2 separate regions of the Mus musculus genome follow, and region 1 is linked to region 2. Evidence: chromatin loops called from intact Hi-C (ENCODE). Cell type or tissue: gastrocnemius. All regions are shown on one strand.

What was found. A loop is a pair of places that touch in the nucleus more often than their neighbours do. Peaks named below come from ENCODE experiments on the same cell type or tissue, not always from the same donor. Only the 100,000 strongest peaks of a DNase experiment are listed, where the experiment ranks them.
Region 1: a loop joins it to region 2, with 4 times the contacts of the local background. A loop is called at or near these places in 5 of 42 quality-filtered maps.

Annotation. Positions count from the first base shown.
Region 1 is chr16:36,068,243-36,076,242 of GRCm38, forward strand. It overlaps Fam162a (family with sequence similarity 162, member A), which reads right to left and starts at 3,319. Exons shown (of 5, transcript NM_027342.2): 1 at 3,228-3,319. The coding sequence starts at 3,261. Ccdc58 (coiled-coil domain containing 58) reads left to right here and starts at 3,418. Exons shown (of 5, transcript NM_198645.2): 1 at 3,418-3,895. The coding sequence starts at 3,845. In gastrocnemius, a CTCF peak has its summit at 3,282; DNase peaks (open chromatin) are centred at 731, 3,391 and 3,809; H3K4me3 peaks cover 4,237 bases; H3K27ac peaks cover 4,502 bases.
Region 2 is chr16:37,006,082-37,014,081 of GRCm38, forward strand. It overlaps Polq (polymerase (DNA directed), theta), which reads left to right and starts at 5,705. Exons shown (of 30, transcript NM_029977.2): 1 at 5,705-5,978; 2 at 7,026-7,205. The coding sequence starts at 5,819. In gastrocnemius, CTCF peaks have their summits at 2,614 (motif pointing left), 4,471 (motif pointing left) and 5,570; DNase peaks (open chromatin) are centred at 4,411 and 5,641; H3K4me3 peaks cover 1,371 bases; H3K27ac peaks cover 3,034 bases.

The DNA of each region.
Region 1 (8,000 bases), 940 kb before region 2:
AATAGAAACTCACTGGCATTACCTGGAGCAATATGATAAGCAAAGTCAAAATTGTAGTAGTTATAATGGATGTGATCTCATTTAGGGTTCGTTAGCAAGAACAGATAAAAGAACAATGAAGGAGCAAACTGGAGCAGAACTAAAATCAGAGTGGGAGGCAGATATTGGTTATGTCCCAGCTTTGAACCTACGTGACCCTTAGCAAGCAAGTTCCCTTCCTATGCCGTATGTTTCCTCCTGCAGCCAGGGTGGCGGTGCACACTGACATCCCAGTGCTCAGAGGCTGAGGGTTCCAGGACAGCTGGGTAAGTAATGAGGCACTGGCAAGAAGCCAAAAGCAGTACTAAGTTCCTTCATCTGCATACATTAAGGGACTAGATGACTTCTCAAATACTGCTTGGCTTCAGTGCTCTGGGATATGGGTTAGACAGGGGAAGCCCATGGTTTCTGCACTGGTGACAGCCATGAAAAGGTCACTGTAAAAGCTGACAAGTCAATGGAGCACAGGGCAACAGAACTTCTTCAAGGTACGAAGAATACTATGTAAGTCTATTCATTCTTCTGACTCAATCACCCTACTGAAAGCTACAATGTCTTGGAGCCGAGGAGATGGATCAGTGGATAAGTCTGACTCCTCTACCCTTACGTAAGGAGCCAGGTGTGGCTCCTTAGTGCTGTAAGGAACAGCGCGGTGAGGGGTGGAGACCTGAGGATCTCTGGGTTTGCTGGCTGCCAGCCTAGTTCCAGGCTCAGTGAGGGAATAAAGTAGGGTGATGGAGCAGGAAACCCATGTCCTTCTTGGGCCTTCACCCGGGCACAAAATGTGTACACAGACTCCACATACAACACACATCTAAATAAAGATACAATATCTTAAAAGTTGTATCTATTTTATTCAGCTTTCAGGAGAAAAGAGATGTGAAAACTTACCTTATATTTGCTTAATCCAAGATATTTCCTAGAGTCCTTCCATCGAAACAATATGTACTAACAGATACTTGTAAGAGCTGAGAACTTAGTAACTCTATGGCAAAGCTAATCTTGATGCTAATGGAAGTCATGGCAGGGTGGGTGAGAAGCTAGTTAGCCTCGGAGTCTTAACAGTTGTGCTTCTTAAGAGAACCGGCACTGCTGGGATATGGACGTTAAGCCTCGGTCCCTCTTCCTAGTACATGATCATAAACGTCAGAACATGATTTCAGAAGCTCACAAGACCTCTCACCTGTAGCAATTCTGTAACAACTTTGACCTGCATCTATCTACAACTACATTCATGCAACAAGCAACTAAAGCCCATAAACCCTCTAGGCTGTTTGCGAAGGGAGTCCACCCAGGAGTTCCAAAGGAAGCGGTTACGCACAGCTCCACTGCTTAAATTGAGGACCTTATTCTGAATAGTATTCTGAATAAGAAAACAATGCCTAGATTACATTTCTAATTGAGCTGCCACACACTTGGTCAATGTTATTTATCAAATCGCAGTTGGTTCTTGAAAGTCCATTTGTGTATGAAAGTGTATGTCCACCTCACAAACACATCTGCATTTCACCTTAAGGAGCCCCAGCTGCACCGGGGAGGGTATCTGTGAGACCAGCCTGGTCCACATAGTGAGGTCCATGGCAGCCGGAGCTACATAGTGAATGTCCCAAAAGAAAACAAAAAAGCTCCATCTGGCTATAAGATGGTTAACTTACACATGCGCATATTCCAGCAGCAGCATCAACAGCAGCAAGGAACTCGGATAACACAAACTCACTGCCCTCCTTTGGTGCTGACTTTTATCACCAGGTGGTGCTACACAAGTTATTTAGCCCTGTGATTTATGTTTATTTATAAAGACAGGAGGGAATAAGATTCAAGGGGGGCGCTGTAGAAATCAGATAATGTAAATCAGAAAGCGCTTTTATTAATAAAATAGGTAAAAGTAAAAGAAATCACTGGAAGGTGCTCACAACACACCAGACACTCACAGATCACCTGGCAGTCGTTGCCCATAACATCCTTGGTGTGCTATTAAAACATTCCCCATCGGAAGTAAAATTGTTGTTAAATTGTGCAAGGAAGTCTGTCTTGGTTAGAGGCCCAGCAGAGAAGTTCCAAAACATCAGAAATCTTCCAAGACACTTTAGCTTTCCATGACGTGTGCTACAGTCTAGAAAAGTAACTACTGCCAGTGTTTAAGTGACTTTCACATAACTCACAGGTTGCTGATTCTTTTGCTTGCTCTTTTGAAAACTTTGTAATACTTAATAAACATGCACATCGAGATTTTAGATGATTAGATCTTAACTGATACAAATCAAAACCAGTAAAAGAATGAGTGCTTTTTCTCTTTCTCCGTTTTCTTTCTAGAGCAGAGTGGGTGTGAGTTTTTAAGGGTGTAAGCAATGCTGACCCATTGAAAGGTCTTTCAGTCGGTAAAATCTAACCTCTTCACCGGCTACTCTTTACGCAACTATTCTCCATGTACTATTTTTTTTTTTTTGCATTGCTTCAATTACATTTACAATATACATTACTCCAATAACAAAACGTGGAGCTATTCTTTCTCTAAAAATTTAACAACTCTGTAGTAATTTGATGCCATGGAACAAAGGATAGATCATGAAAGTTCATAAAGATGATCAAAAGGTAAGCTACCCTCTAAAGACCCTCAAGATACAAGCTGCAAACTCTCTGATTTCTCAACTTGATAATTCAAGGCTCTCTAGATTTCCCCGAGGCGGGATACGTTCACGTTACCAGACTCCAAAACACTCAACCGCTCCAATGTTTACTGAGAAAACAGGCTATAGACCTTACGTTATTAGCATAACACTTTCCCCTAAGAGAGTCCCGGCACTTACCGCACTATTGTTTAAAAGTATGTACTACCACCCACAACTTAAGGCAACAATTACTCGTATTCTGTGAGATCTTTGAGTCCCTCACCTAAAGAGGGAGGGACAAGTAGGAAGGCACAAGTAGAATAACGGATAGGAGAAAGTCAGGGTGGAAAGCATTACTTCCGTGGATAACTCTTAATAGGAGCTCACAGGAGGATGGGGACCAGGTGGAGGCATCAAGGCACTAACTTAAGATGGGAGCTGCGTGAATGAGCGCCAGATACCAGGGTCTCGGCCAGCCCCCCGCGTCTGCTAAGGCGCTGCGGTCCTCACACGGTTGCAGTAAGCAGGACACCCCCACCGGCGATGCCCCCTCCTGCCGCCCGCAGACCCGCGTCTCACCAGCCGCCAGGCGCAGGCCGCCGAGGCTCCACATGGCCACCCGCTCCGCCGACGCACAGCACCCCACGGCGGCCGCGGCGCTGGCGCTCAATGTCACCAAGGGCCCGCGTGGGGAGGGCGCTGGCGGGGTGGGCGGGGCGTGCCGGCGTGACGCAGCGGGCGTGCGGGACGTGCGCGACGAGCGGAGGATGCGGCCAAACGCCCTGCCTGCCCGGGCATGATGAAGGCGGAGGAGGGAGGGCGATGTCTGCCAACTGCGAAGCGCTGAGTAGTGTTTTAGGACTGTGCAAGCGAGTCACACACGCGGAGGGACTCGGGACCAGGGCCCTATGGCGTCCGGGCTTCGGGAATGCCCGAAGGAAGCCTGCTTTCCACTTAGCTATGTTTTTAAAAACATCTAGTCATTCTCACCGCTTGCCCACCCTCACCTCCCCAAACGCCGTTAGTTTCTCGACGCTTCTTCGAGGGGCTCATCCCTCATTAGCAACCCGATGCTCTAGGCTTAGCGAGAGGAAAGGCAACCGCCCGGGCTCACGGTATTTGCTGTCAGGCAGCACCGCGGACACCTCTGCTCCACGGTGATTGGTCGGCTGCGGGGGTCCTCGTGTTCGTTCAATATGGCGGCGCCCAGTGGCAGTGTGAACTGTGAAGAGTTCGCCGAGTTCCAGGTGATGAGGTTTTCCACACGTGGCAAGCTTGTCCAGCCTTTTGTCCCCACGTCCCAGTCGGTGCTTTGGTCCGGGAAGGGAGGATAGACAAACTGTAGGAAAAGCAAGTTGCTCAGAGCTTTTTATAGGGGAGCCTTTGGAGGTCATGGGGGCTGGGGGTGGCCTTGGAAAGCGGAGGTGCTCAGCGTAGGAGGTGCCGGAGGCTCACCGGGTCATTCTGGAGCGGTCAGGCCGAGCTCTGAAGCTGTGGGTAGGGATAGTTAATAGTTCAGTAGTTCTCCGAACTTCATTCCCAGCTTCTACCAAAACTCCCCTACTTCTAAGTTGAGATTTTGTGGGAGAGAAAAAGTGAAAGAGACCTTGTGTACTTGATAAAGTATTTGGCATAGTGCCTTTTTATGTGTGTGGTGCGATACAATGAATATTTGGAAGCTTGGGGGAGGGTTAAGTCAAATACTTGGTCTGTGCTATCGCCTTCTTGATCCCGAGAGAAGGTGTAACACTTAAGTCAAATATGTGTCTTTTTTGGTACTAAAAATTTCAAAGGTTGAATAGTTAACCAAGAATTCAAGAATAACGATCCGGATGTTGATCAATTCACAATGATGGTTCTGCTATTAAATTAGAGTTGAAGCTAAACAAAAAAACAAAAAAACAAAAAAACATGACCTTTAAAAGTGTATTTTAAGTAGAGATAGTAAAATTTGTTAAACATGTCATTTCCCTATCTGTAGTAACCGTAATACTTTGAGTAGCTTGTAGGTAGTGGTATTCTTGAAGATAACCTCACCAAATTGATTTATTTGGTAAATAATTAGGCCAAAAGTATTTTTTTAACATTTATTTTTATGGGCATCGGTGTTTTGTGGGCATGTATTTCTGTGCACCACATCTGTGCATTAGCTGCAGAGGCCAAAAGAGGGCATTGTATCTCTTAGGACTGAAGTTACAAACTTTTGCAAGTTGCCATATGGGTGCTAGGAATTGAACCTGAGTCCTCTGCAAGAACAGACAGATACTCTTATCCACTGAACCATCATCTCTCCAGCCCCTTGGCCAAAAGACCTAATGAATCTGTGAGTTTAAAAAAAAAAAAAATCAAAAGATTTGTTTACCCAGAACCAGTCTTAGCATATGTTTTAATTTTGTAAATAGGCATTAATTTTTGTTCCCACTCCTTCACAGATAGAACCAGAACATACATGAAGGTACTGTAACAATGTAAAACATTACTATGGCATTTACATTTAGATGAATTTGGTAAAATTATGAAAAACATGGTTGACTGGAATTCTCACAAATTACTAAACAAAATTAATATTCTCAAGAGTTGTTAGATCACTTTGTATGTAGGTATCCTAACCAAGAAAACCAAACAAACCAACCAACCAACCAAACAAACAAACAAAAAAAAGGGTTTTTAAAGTCACTTGAAACAAATGAGTGCTTTTAAATATGCTGCATGCAAATTGAATGAAGTTCCGGACTTGTTTACTATTTGGAGGGTTATATTTTGCATATGATGCAGGGCACAGGTATTTACAAATGCTCCTCCTAGTTTCATGGACATATTCTTAAGGCAGACTTATGTCAACATCAAAATTGATCCTTTTATTTTCAAAAGTTTTCTCATGGGCTTTCCTATGCAATCCCTGTCACTTTCTGTCAAGTTCCAACTATTAGTAATTCTTAATGTTGTTTTCACACAACTATGTATTTTAAGCTTAAAAGGTTTTTAAAGAGTTTTGAACTTTTTGCATTCCCCTTCATTGTAGCATTCCCAGAAAACATCCTATTTCCAAAGCTAAATAGAATTTTTTAAAAAGTTTAAAATTGGATGCTTCAAATCTCATTTTAACATATAATCAACAATTTACTGGGTACATTTTTTATTTTTTGGTTTTTTGAGACAGGCTTTCTCTGTGTAGCCCTGGCTGTCCTGGAATACTCTCACTCTGTAGACCAGGCTGGCCTTGAACTCAGAAATTCTCCTGCCTCTGCCTCCCAAGTGCTGGGACTAAAGGCATATGCCACCACGCCCAGCTATTGGGTACATTTTTAGCCTGTTCATGCAGCCGTAACTAAATACTACAGTCCTAAGTGACTTAAACAGCAGAAATGTGGTTTCTTAAAGTCCTGGAAGCCAGAATTCCAAGATTAGGGTTGTGTTGGGGTTGGCTTCTGGTGAGGTCTTTTCCTGGCATGCAGGCTGTTTTCTCACTGTGTGTTCACACCTTTCCTCTGCAGTTGGAGCAATGTCACTCATATCTCTTCCTCTTCCAATGAGGACCCCAGTTGTGGCAGATTAGGGTTCCTGCCCTGCTGACCTCCATTTGTGTATCTGTTTGTGTATGTATGTATTTGACAAGATCTCACTATGTTGTGGAGGCTGGCCCCGGTAACCCTGGTTCAAGAAGTCCTGCCACTGCCTCTCAAGTAGCTGAAACTGTATTTTGGGTGCCTGGTTGTGACCTCCATTTAACTTTCATTCCCAAAAGCCTTGCCTACAAGGACTTGGGACTTTCCCATGCACTTCAGGGTGAACAGTTTGGTCACTACCAGTATCCTCCAGCTCCCAGGCTCTGGGAGATACTATGGTGGACAGGGTATGAGATGCGGAGCTTTAAGTGAGGATTTAAACATGAAGACGAACGACTCTGGAGCTAGTGTGGGAGAGCTCAAAAAGAAAGAAAATGAGGTCATAATTGAGTTGAGCCTTAGATAATACCAGTTGAATTCTAGGCAGAGTTAATTGCACACAGGCAAAATGTTTCCTGTACAGTCATGCATTGCTTAATAATGGGGATATATTCTGAGAAATGTCTTACAAGTGATTTTATGTTGTGCAAATATGAACAGTAATTAAACCTTATCTAGGTTTAAGCCAATCCCTGTCATGGCCTCATGATGCAATTGGGATGCAGTAAACAGGAGATCTATGAAGCTGCTCTAAGTAGAAGGAAAATATGCTAAAGTAATGATGGAAGGAATAGCATGATAAATACATAAACCAGTAACCGTCATTTATTACCATTGTCAGGTACACTCTGTACATGGTGATATCTGATACACTTCTGACTGTAAGCACAGTGTATTTTTTTATTACCAGCATTACAAAAACTTGAAAATTTTGACTCTTAGGGAAACACAGTCAAGGGCTGGTCAAGAAAAACACGTGCTGGGCATGGTAGCTCACAACTTTAATCTCAGCACTTAGGAGTCAAGGGCATGTGGGACTTGTGATTTTTGCAGCTTTAGGGTAAGTCTCATTAGTCACTTTTGTGTCCTCTTTTGAATTTAGAATCTAAGCTCTAAGGACTTGGCATGGCATGTGGGTATCCCTAGGCCGGGCAGTGGTGGTACATGCCTTTAACTGGGAGGCAGAGGCAGCTGTATCTCTGTGAATTCGAGGGCAGTCTGCTCTACATTGTAAGTTCTAGCGCAGCCAAGTTTATACACAGAGAAACCTGTCTTGGAAAACACAACCAAAATCTTAAAATGCCTAGACGAAGTCTTCCAAAAGCTTCTCTCCCAGCCCTGTCCATATCTAGCATGTATTTGAACTCTCTGCCCTGTTACTCCTAACTTTCCTCAGCACAAGCTCCTGTTTCCCATGCTTCCTCCCTGCGTCCGTCACTCACTTAGAAGTACCTTTCCCTTCTCCCCAGCTGAGACCCAGGTCATGTTTCTCTTGGACAGAATCAACTCACTATTTCTTTCCAGAGTGGGTTTCTGAATTTCTATTAGAAATATTTATTTGGGTGTACACAATTGATTTTGAGCTGACTTTACACTACCCAGCCTTTGTCCTAGGCCCTTCTGGAATTGACATAAGGGCTCGATGCTTCTTCCACTGTAAGGAAATGGGCCTGGTGAGAGATTTAGCCTTTTTTTTTGTAATCTACCTATGAAATTTAACAATAACTTATAATTCTCAACAATCCTGGAACAAGTGTGCATCAGTAGTTACTATCACTGTGTTTGTAAACATTTCTTTTAAAATTGTATTATTGTGTGGATGTGTGCATGGTGGGAGAGTAGAGGACACACATGTGGACTTATGTCTGGCCAGAGGACAATTTGAGGAGCTCATCCTGTCCTTCCA
Region 2 (8,000 bases):
ACATAAAGAATTAAAGGACAAGAAGTTTGTAGCCCACCACATACACAGTTTATCTCAGCAGAGATAGCGAAGAAACATATACAATATGAAAAGCCAGAGTGAGCCTCCTGTATAATATAGGATATGGGGGCCAAAGAAGGAACATTGTCTCCTTCGGGGAAGTCTGGGTTATTGTCTTAGGGTTTTACTGCTGTGAACAGACACCATGGCCAAGGCAACTGTTATAAGGACAATATTTAATTGGGGCTGGGTTACAGGTTCAGAAGTTCAGTCCATTATCATCAAGGTGGGAACATGGTAGCATCCAGGCAGGCATGGTGCAGAAAGAGCTGAGAGTTCTACATCTTCATCTGAAGGCTGCTAGCAGAATACTGACTTCCAGGCAGCTAGGATGAGTCTTAAAGCCCACACCCACAGTGACACATCTACTCCAACAGGGCAATACATCCCAACAGTGCCACTCTCTGGGTCAAGCATATATAAACCATCACATTACACTCCCTGACCCCCATAGGTTGTTCAAATACATGAGTCTGGGGGGGGGCATTTCTAGCCATAGCATAATTTAAAAAGTACTTTTAGTCCAACTTCCAAAGTCCCCATGGTCTATAGGAGTATCAACAATGTCAAAAGTCCAAAGTTCAAAGTTTCTTTTGAGATTCATCCAACCACTTAACTGTAATCCCCAAAGCAAGACAGAAAACCAGCTGGTCAAACTCCAAACTCTGCATCTCCGTGTCTGATGCCAAAGAGGTCTTCAGATCTCCAACTCCTTTTACATTTTTGTTACTGCAACATATTTATTTCTCCTGGGCTGTTTGTATTCTGTTAGAAGCTTTTCTCAGCAGATAGATCACGGTTTTGGTTTCTCCAACATCTTGGGGTCTCCAAGGCAACTTCTATGTTACAGCTTTTTGTTTCAATGTCTGGGATCCACACATGATCTCTGGTCTCCTCCAAAAGAGCTGGCATCACTTCTGCAGCTCTGCCCTCTGTATCACTCTAAGCTCATGCTGATCCACTCCACTGTTGCTACTATTCTTGGTGATCATCCATGGTACTGACATCTCTAATATGCTGGGGTCTTCTGCTGCAACTAGGCTTCACCAATAGCCTCTCAAAGACTCTCTTCGTGGTGATAAGCCTCAAATCCTTGCACGACCACTTCAGTCTTGGGCCACCAACTGCAACTGAGGCTGCACCTTCACCAATGGCCCTCCACAGCCTTTCACAGTGCCAAGCCTCAGCTGCTCTTCATGACCCCTTTACACCTTCAACACCAGTCCCACCTGGGTGGCTCTTACACATTACCACATACAGCTTCAGCATGAGGTACATTTTTGGGATTTCTGGAACACAGCTTCTTTGTGCTCTCACAAAACACTTCCCAGAAGATTTCACCTTGATGACGCTAGACACTTCTTAATCAACACTAATTTCTTAGCTCCAGCTAACCAGCATCAATTGTCCCTTCTGCTTTACACACTAAAGCCAGAGCCACATGGCTGAAGCTGCTGAGTTCTGCTGCTTGCAGGGGCTGGAACATGGCCCCCTTGTTCTATTACATTTTCATCAGCTTTCTGTTTTCCAACTCCTTCACTGCCTATGCTTGGCTGTCCTGGTTCTTGCTCTGTAGACTAACTTTGAATTCTGAGATCTGCCTGCCAGTCTCCTGGGATTAAAGGTATGTACCACCATACCTGCATTTAAGCTTCTCTTCACCTAGAACTTGCTCTGTGCCAGGCTGGCCTTGAATTTAGAGATCTGCTTGGCTTTATATCCTGGGATTAAAGGTGTGCACCACCATGCCTGAATCTAAACTTAGCTGGGTAGGATCTTGCCCCAAAGTCTCACTCCCTTAATCTGCTATCTCCTAAAACATGGGATTCAGCTCCATTTCACTTCCTGGTGCCCCTTTAAAACTCAAACCATATAGTCTATATTTTTCCTTTCTAAGCTTGCTATCCTTGTTCAAAATGCTCTTCCTGTGACTTAATCAGAGAACAAAGTCTCTGATGGAGTTTTTTGAGACTTCCTTTGTCAACAAAGTTAATATACATTTCTTCACCTTAGCCTCAGGTAGACTCTTCAGACGAGGACAAAAGGCAGCCACATTCTTCTTCAAAATACCACAAAAAGTCTTCTGGCCAGGTTTTAAAATTTTTCTCCTCTTGAACCTCTAGAACCAGGCTTCCACAGTTCAAATTACCTTCTGCAACAAAATCTTCCATATTCCTATAGGATGGCTCATCAAACCCGAAGGGGGGGGGGGAGAGAGAGAGACAGAGAGAGAGAGAGAGAGAGAGAGAGAGAGAGAGAGAGAGAGAGAGAGAGAGATTTGCTATGACTCAGAGGCAGAGGGTGGGTTTATGAGCTTCAGAAGAAAAATCATCCAAAATGTAGGTGGAAGGGGAAAGTGGGCCTATTGGGTGAACTGCCCAGAAGGTAAGGGCACAGCAAAGATAAAACATAGAATTAGAAGGTGTTAAGCTGGGCTGGAGAGATGGCTCAGTGGTTAACAGCACTGACTGCTCTTCCGAAGGTCCTAAGTTCAAATCCCAGCAAGCACATGGTGGATCACAACCACCAGTAATGAGATCTGATGCCCTCTTCTGGAGTGTCTGAAGACAGCTACAGTGTACTTACATATAATAAATAAATTTAAAAAGAAAAAGGTGTTAAGCTAGGAGTATCAGAAGGTCAGAAAGAAATATATGCTAGCCACAGGGAGGATTAGAAGTGCCCAGCCATTGAGCTAGCTAAGGCATATAAAAATTAACTGGTGTGTGTGTGTGTTTCATTCAAGAATCCAGCAGCCAGAATAGAGCAGTTTAACTAATTTAATGCTCTACAGGAAAGGGAGTTGGACAAGAGTCTGGGAGTAAACTTTTAAAATTAGAAGTCAGTTTGCACTCATTTCTGGATGTTCTCTAAGCCTTGATGGGGTTGGTCTAGCCTCTCTCTTGATATATACCTACTTAAGAATAAACTTCTTTCCCCTTCCACCTACATTTCAGATAATTTTCCCTCTGTAGCTCCTAAACACAATCCCTTAAGAATCATCTTCTGCCTTTCCTCATAGTCAAGCAGTACATGAAAAGGCAATTAAAACATGTTATCGAAGCCAGGAATTCAGTTACTTTTCACCTATCAGTTTCCACCTTATTTTATGAGACAAGCTCTCTCATTGAGGCTATTTAAACAAGCCCCAGGAATCCTCCCATCTCTAGCTCCCTAGTGATGGGATTAAAGGTGGTTGCTGCTGTCTGGCTTATTGCGTGGGTGCTAGTGGGGAACTTAAGTCTTCTCTTTTACTGAGTTCAGTCACTGCTGCCTGTCGGAAAATTGACTGATCTTGTTGTTTTGATCATGTGACCACAGCTGTGGTGAGTTCACGGAGTGCAACAGCTATGTCACGTCCAGAAGACAGCATCTCACAGCACTGCCCCCATCCTCCTTACATTCTTTAGGCCCCTCTTCCCAAGTGTTCTCTGAGCCTTGGAAGGGTTTATATCGATACCCCTCTTAGGATTGAACATTCAACAGTCATCTGTTCCCAGCGCTCTGACCAATTATGAGTCTCGGCATTAGCTACAGAAAGATGTTTCTCTGCCAAAGTTGAGAATAAGATTAGTCTATGGGTCTAAGGATACATTTTTGATGGCAAAGTAACATGCCCATTTAGCAATTCAACACCAGTCGATTGCTTATTGGGGCCTACAACCTCCCGAAGTGTGGGTTTATGGCCAGGTATATGGTAGTGATATTTTTGAGAAGTAGCTTTGGGTTTAGTTTTGAAGACTTAAAAAATACTGGGAATAAATATTGAAGATTTGAATGCGTAGTTTAGGCTTGTGGCAGGACACAGACCATCCCTTTCAATGCTTCCCCAGTGGACTTTCTTATCTCCTCATGGTTCACATAATAAAGTAAGTTAGTATTCGATGGGCTAATCGTAAGAGACTTCTCTGGCTTATTCTTTCTTCATTACAGTCTTGAATTATTATTAGGGCTTGTTAAAATATGTAATGTAATTTTCTCTGAACAGAACTTATGTGGCAGCCCTGGTCTCAGCATTCTGTATACTCATCCACAGATAATAGACTCCTACTCTTCTCATATGATGTGGGAATACTGAGGGGTTATGCAAGATGCCCAAGATAGCACAGTCAATACATTCTAAACCCAGACCCAGACTGTGTAGGTCTACAGCTGGACTTTTAGTTTCCACTGAGACTATAAGTCAGGATTCCTTTGATAGTCCTCTGTTCCTAGGAATTTCTCCCTGAGCAGTAGTCACAATTTAAATTAATAATTAATTTAGTCAATGTTTGTACCAGTATCTTTCAGAGCAGGAAGCGTTCCACCCTGCATCACTGACACTGAGACTAGTGTACTGTTGATGCCCAATAATTTCCTAGTGAATAAATGCATAAAGGAAGGAAGCGTTTCTTTCATGGAGTAATGCCTCCCTCTGGTGGGATTTTAGAATATTGTTTAACCACTTCCTAAATTCACTCCCCACATCCTTCCCCCAAACCAATGGCCATAATTTCTTCAGGATAGGCTTGTCACCCACTTGTTGGCTTGGTGAGATGAACTGTGGAACTAGGCAAGTACCAGGCACCGATTTACGTCCAGAAGTTGGTCAAAGCACATCTATAACTAACTTCCTTGTTCAGAATGACCCCTCATGTGCTTTCAGAGCCTCCTCTTTCAACACCAAAGGGATCTATCCAGAATCTCCAGTTCTGATCATACAATCCTCAGGATATAACCGCAGAAATAATCCCTTCCCTATCAACTGCCAACACAGAAGTGCAGTTCTCAACTCAGAGGGAATAAGAAAATTTATTCTGGAACAAATATGAGTTACTATGGCCCCAGGGACAAATTTAAATTGTTCTATATACTGTTTTGTGGTAGCAGTTTTACAGAGTTTTTATATTTCCGAGCAAAGAGAGCTATAACTGAAGACGTTTAAAGATACATTGATGTTAATGGAAACTTCAGGTAGGTTAGATCCAGCAAATCAAGAGAAACTTCTGCTGTAAGGCTCAGATGCATATAACATGCTTAGCTTTTGGGTTGGTGGAAGCTACATTCCCAAATTCGTACATTCCCAAACGACTTACTTAATAGTCACAAGAACATGACAGAGTTGTGTGACCAAACAAGTGGCTATTTAAGGGGCCGAGATAACCCAAAATAATTGACACTGAACCAGTCTACAGCCTGGAATGTTTAACCCGGGCGTGTCCTCTACTCCACCCCCATCTGTTATTTTAATTCACGTATTTGACAAGAGGAAAACCGCACAAATTACGCTCTACCAAAAAACCCTACTTTTTTTTTTTTTTTTACACAATCTGAAGAAACAAAAAAGAAACAAACACAATACAATAGTAAAGAAGAGATACTTTCCTAATCTATTCACATAAGGGCAACTCATTAGCTTCCGATTCAAACCAGAAATAAGTAAAAACAGGAGGAATGTTTTTAGAACAATCTACGAATGCAGTCAGATGCTCCGTTCCTTTTAATGTCTCCAGCACTCTATCCCCTTTTCTATCCCCAGCCGCCAGCGGAGGCCGGAAGCCAGATATCAGCGCGGGCTGTTCCGTCCCTCACCACTCTATGGTAGTCGGGTTATTCTAGCCAGGAGAACTCTGTGGTTCCGGGGCGTGCTGGGAGGCCTGCATTTGAAGATGGAGGCGGGAAGATGGAGGCGGTAGCTGTCACTAGGTTGGGGTTCTCCCGCGCGGGAGGCCTATGGGACTGTGTCGTGTCCTGAACAGTCGAGAGGAGCTTGTTTGCAATGAGTCTTCCGCGCCGGAGTAGGAAACGGCGGCGTTCATCGTCCGGCTCCGACACGTTCTCGGGAGATGGTGATAGCTTTGTTAGCCCTCAGCTCCGGTGTGGACCGGTGCTGAGTCCACCTCCGGGGCTGGGACGCGGCCGGAGGCTCACAGGGACAGGTACTCGACCCGCGGGGCCGACGCGGCCGAGGGCAGCAGGGGTTGAGATGGGCTGCGAGAGTATCAGGGCCATGCACTCCCGCACCGGAGCTGGATAGCTGGAGGCAGGGCTGCTATCCAGTACCCGGCCTGGGACTCAACCCTGGGGATGGCTTCCCTCTTGGCCAGCATGCACAGCTGATGGTGTTTTAGTCCACCACTGCCCCAGTAGATATGGGCGTTCTTTGGTTTTTGGGTCTTTACACCTTCCCAGAAACAACTTCCAAGTTGGCCAGATCCTGTCACCATGTCGAGGGTTTGCTTAGGATAAATGTCCAGTGGTACAACTTCATATATATAAGTACCAAATTTCTGGGTGTGGTGTAGGATGCAGGCTCTTTGGACTGCAAAGAGCAAAGCTGGAAGGCACATGTTGTCTTAGAACCTTAACCCAGTTCTTGTTTGCTTTTTTGAGATAAGGGCTTGCTCTAGGTCAGGCTGGGTGCTGTCTCGATCTCGGACCAAGGGTGTTTATCCGTAAATGTTGGGATTATAGGCCTACACCAGTGCATTTCATAATTCTTTGCCCTTGGTTATGCAGATACCTCAGTACTAAATCGTAAAGAGAAACTCATCTAACAGCTTTGTAATGCTTAATCACCCTTCTACCTCCACATCTGTACAAACTTTTTATTCAGTGTGTATAGCACACTTTTTGGTTTTTTCGAGACAGGGTTTCTCAGTATAGCCTGGCTGTCCTGGAACTCAACTTTGTAGACCAGGCTGGCCTTGAACTCAGAAATCCATCTGCCTCTGCCTCCCAAGTGCTAGGATTAAAGGCTTGTGCCACCACCGCCCAGCTATAGCACACTTTTGTTTGTGGCTCTTAAGAGTTTTCAAATTTTCATCTAGTAAATAAAAAATTGCTAGCATTTTTCTGTATAGGATCAGTTTCTTAATAGGTCTCTAGAAGTGAAGATGTGTTTTAAGTTTGGTAGGAATTCAAACAGGTTTAACTACTAAACTTGTATGTTGGAGGTAATTAAATTGTTTTTGTTTTTCTGAAAGGAACAAACAAGCGAAGAGTTTCTGATGACCAGATAGACCAGCTGCTGTTGGCAAATTGGGGACTTCCTAAAGCAGTTCTGGAGAAATACCATAGTTTTGGTGTAAGAAAGATGTTCGAATGGCAGGCAGAATGCCTTTTGCTTGGTCACGTCTTGGAAGGAAAGAATCTAGTTTATTCAGGTATTCAAATTTATGTAAACTCCTTTCACTAAAATTATCAGTGTGAACAATTCTCTTTTGGGTTGGTTACATTTTTTAAACAGGAGGAATGTCATCATTTGCATCCTGACATCATGAAAGTTCTGTTGTGTGGTAGAGGAGGGAAACAAGGACATTTGCAACGTATGTAGGAAAAATTCTGCTTGTTTAATTTAACGTATGTCTCAGTGAGTCTGAGTCTGTAATGCTTAACGTATGTCTGAGTGAGTCTGTAAGAGATGCCAGCCTGCTCTTTCCTCATTTGATCTCAGTTGCTTTTAACTTTTGTATTCATAACTGAGGTGATTGTGCAGGGTCATACTTACAAAACAATATGTCGTATACTTTATAAGGTTTACATGGGTTTTCAAGAGCAACTCTGATATGAACAATTTTTAACCTATGTTTACTGAAGTGACTTAAGGATCAAATATAAGATACAGTTCCTTTGTGCCAGTTTCCTCTGAAGTTCTGAGCCATTCAGATGTTTTTTATAAGGCTATGAAAAAGAACCACAGTAACAACTAGGTAGATATAAGTTCAGAATGATTGGGTTTGGGAACTCTATCATTTACTGGCTGCTTGGATTTGTAAATTGGAGGGAGAGTGGAGGAGGGGGATGCTAACTGACTTGGTACTGCTGAGGGTTAATTATAAAAGCTTTGAACAGTTTGGTATACACAATTCCTAAGTGTTTAAAGTGTGGCATTAAGCAGCAGCGTCAGCCGGTTGCTGACTGGAGGAATGGGCTAGGCATTTCAGTTTCTTAACTCACAA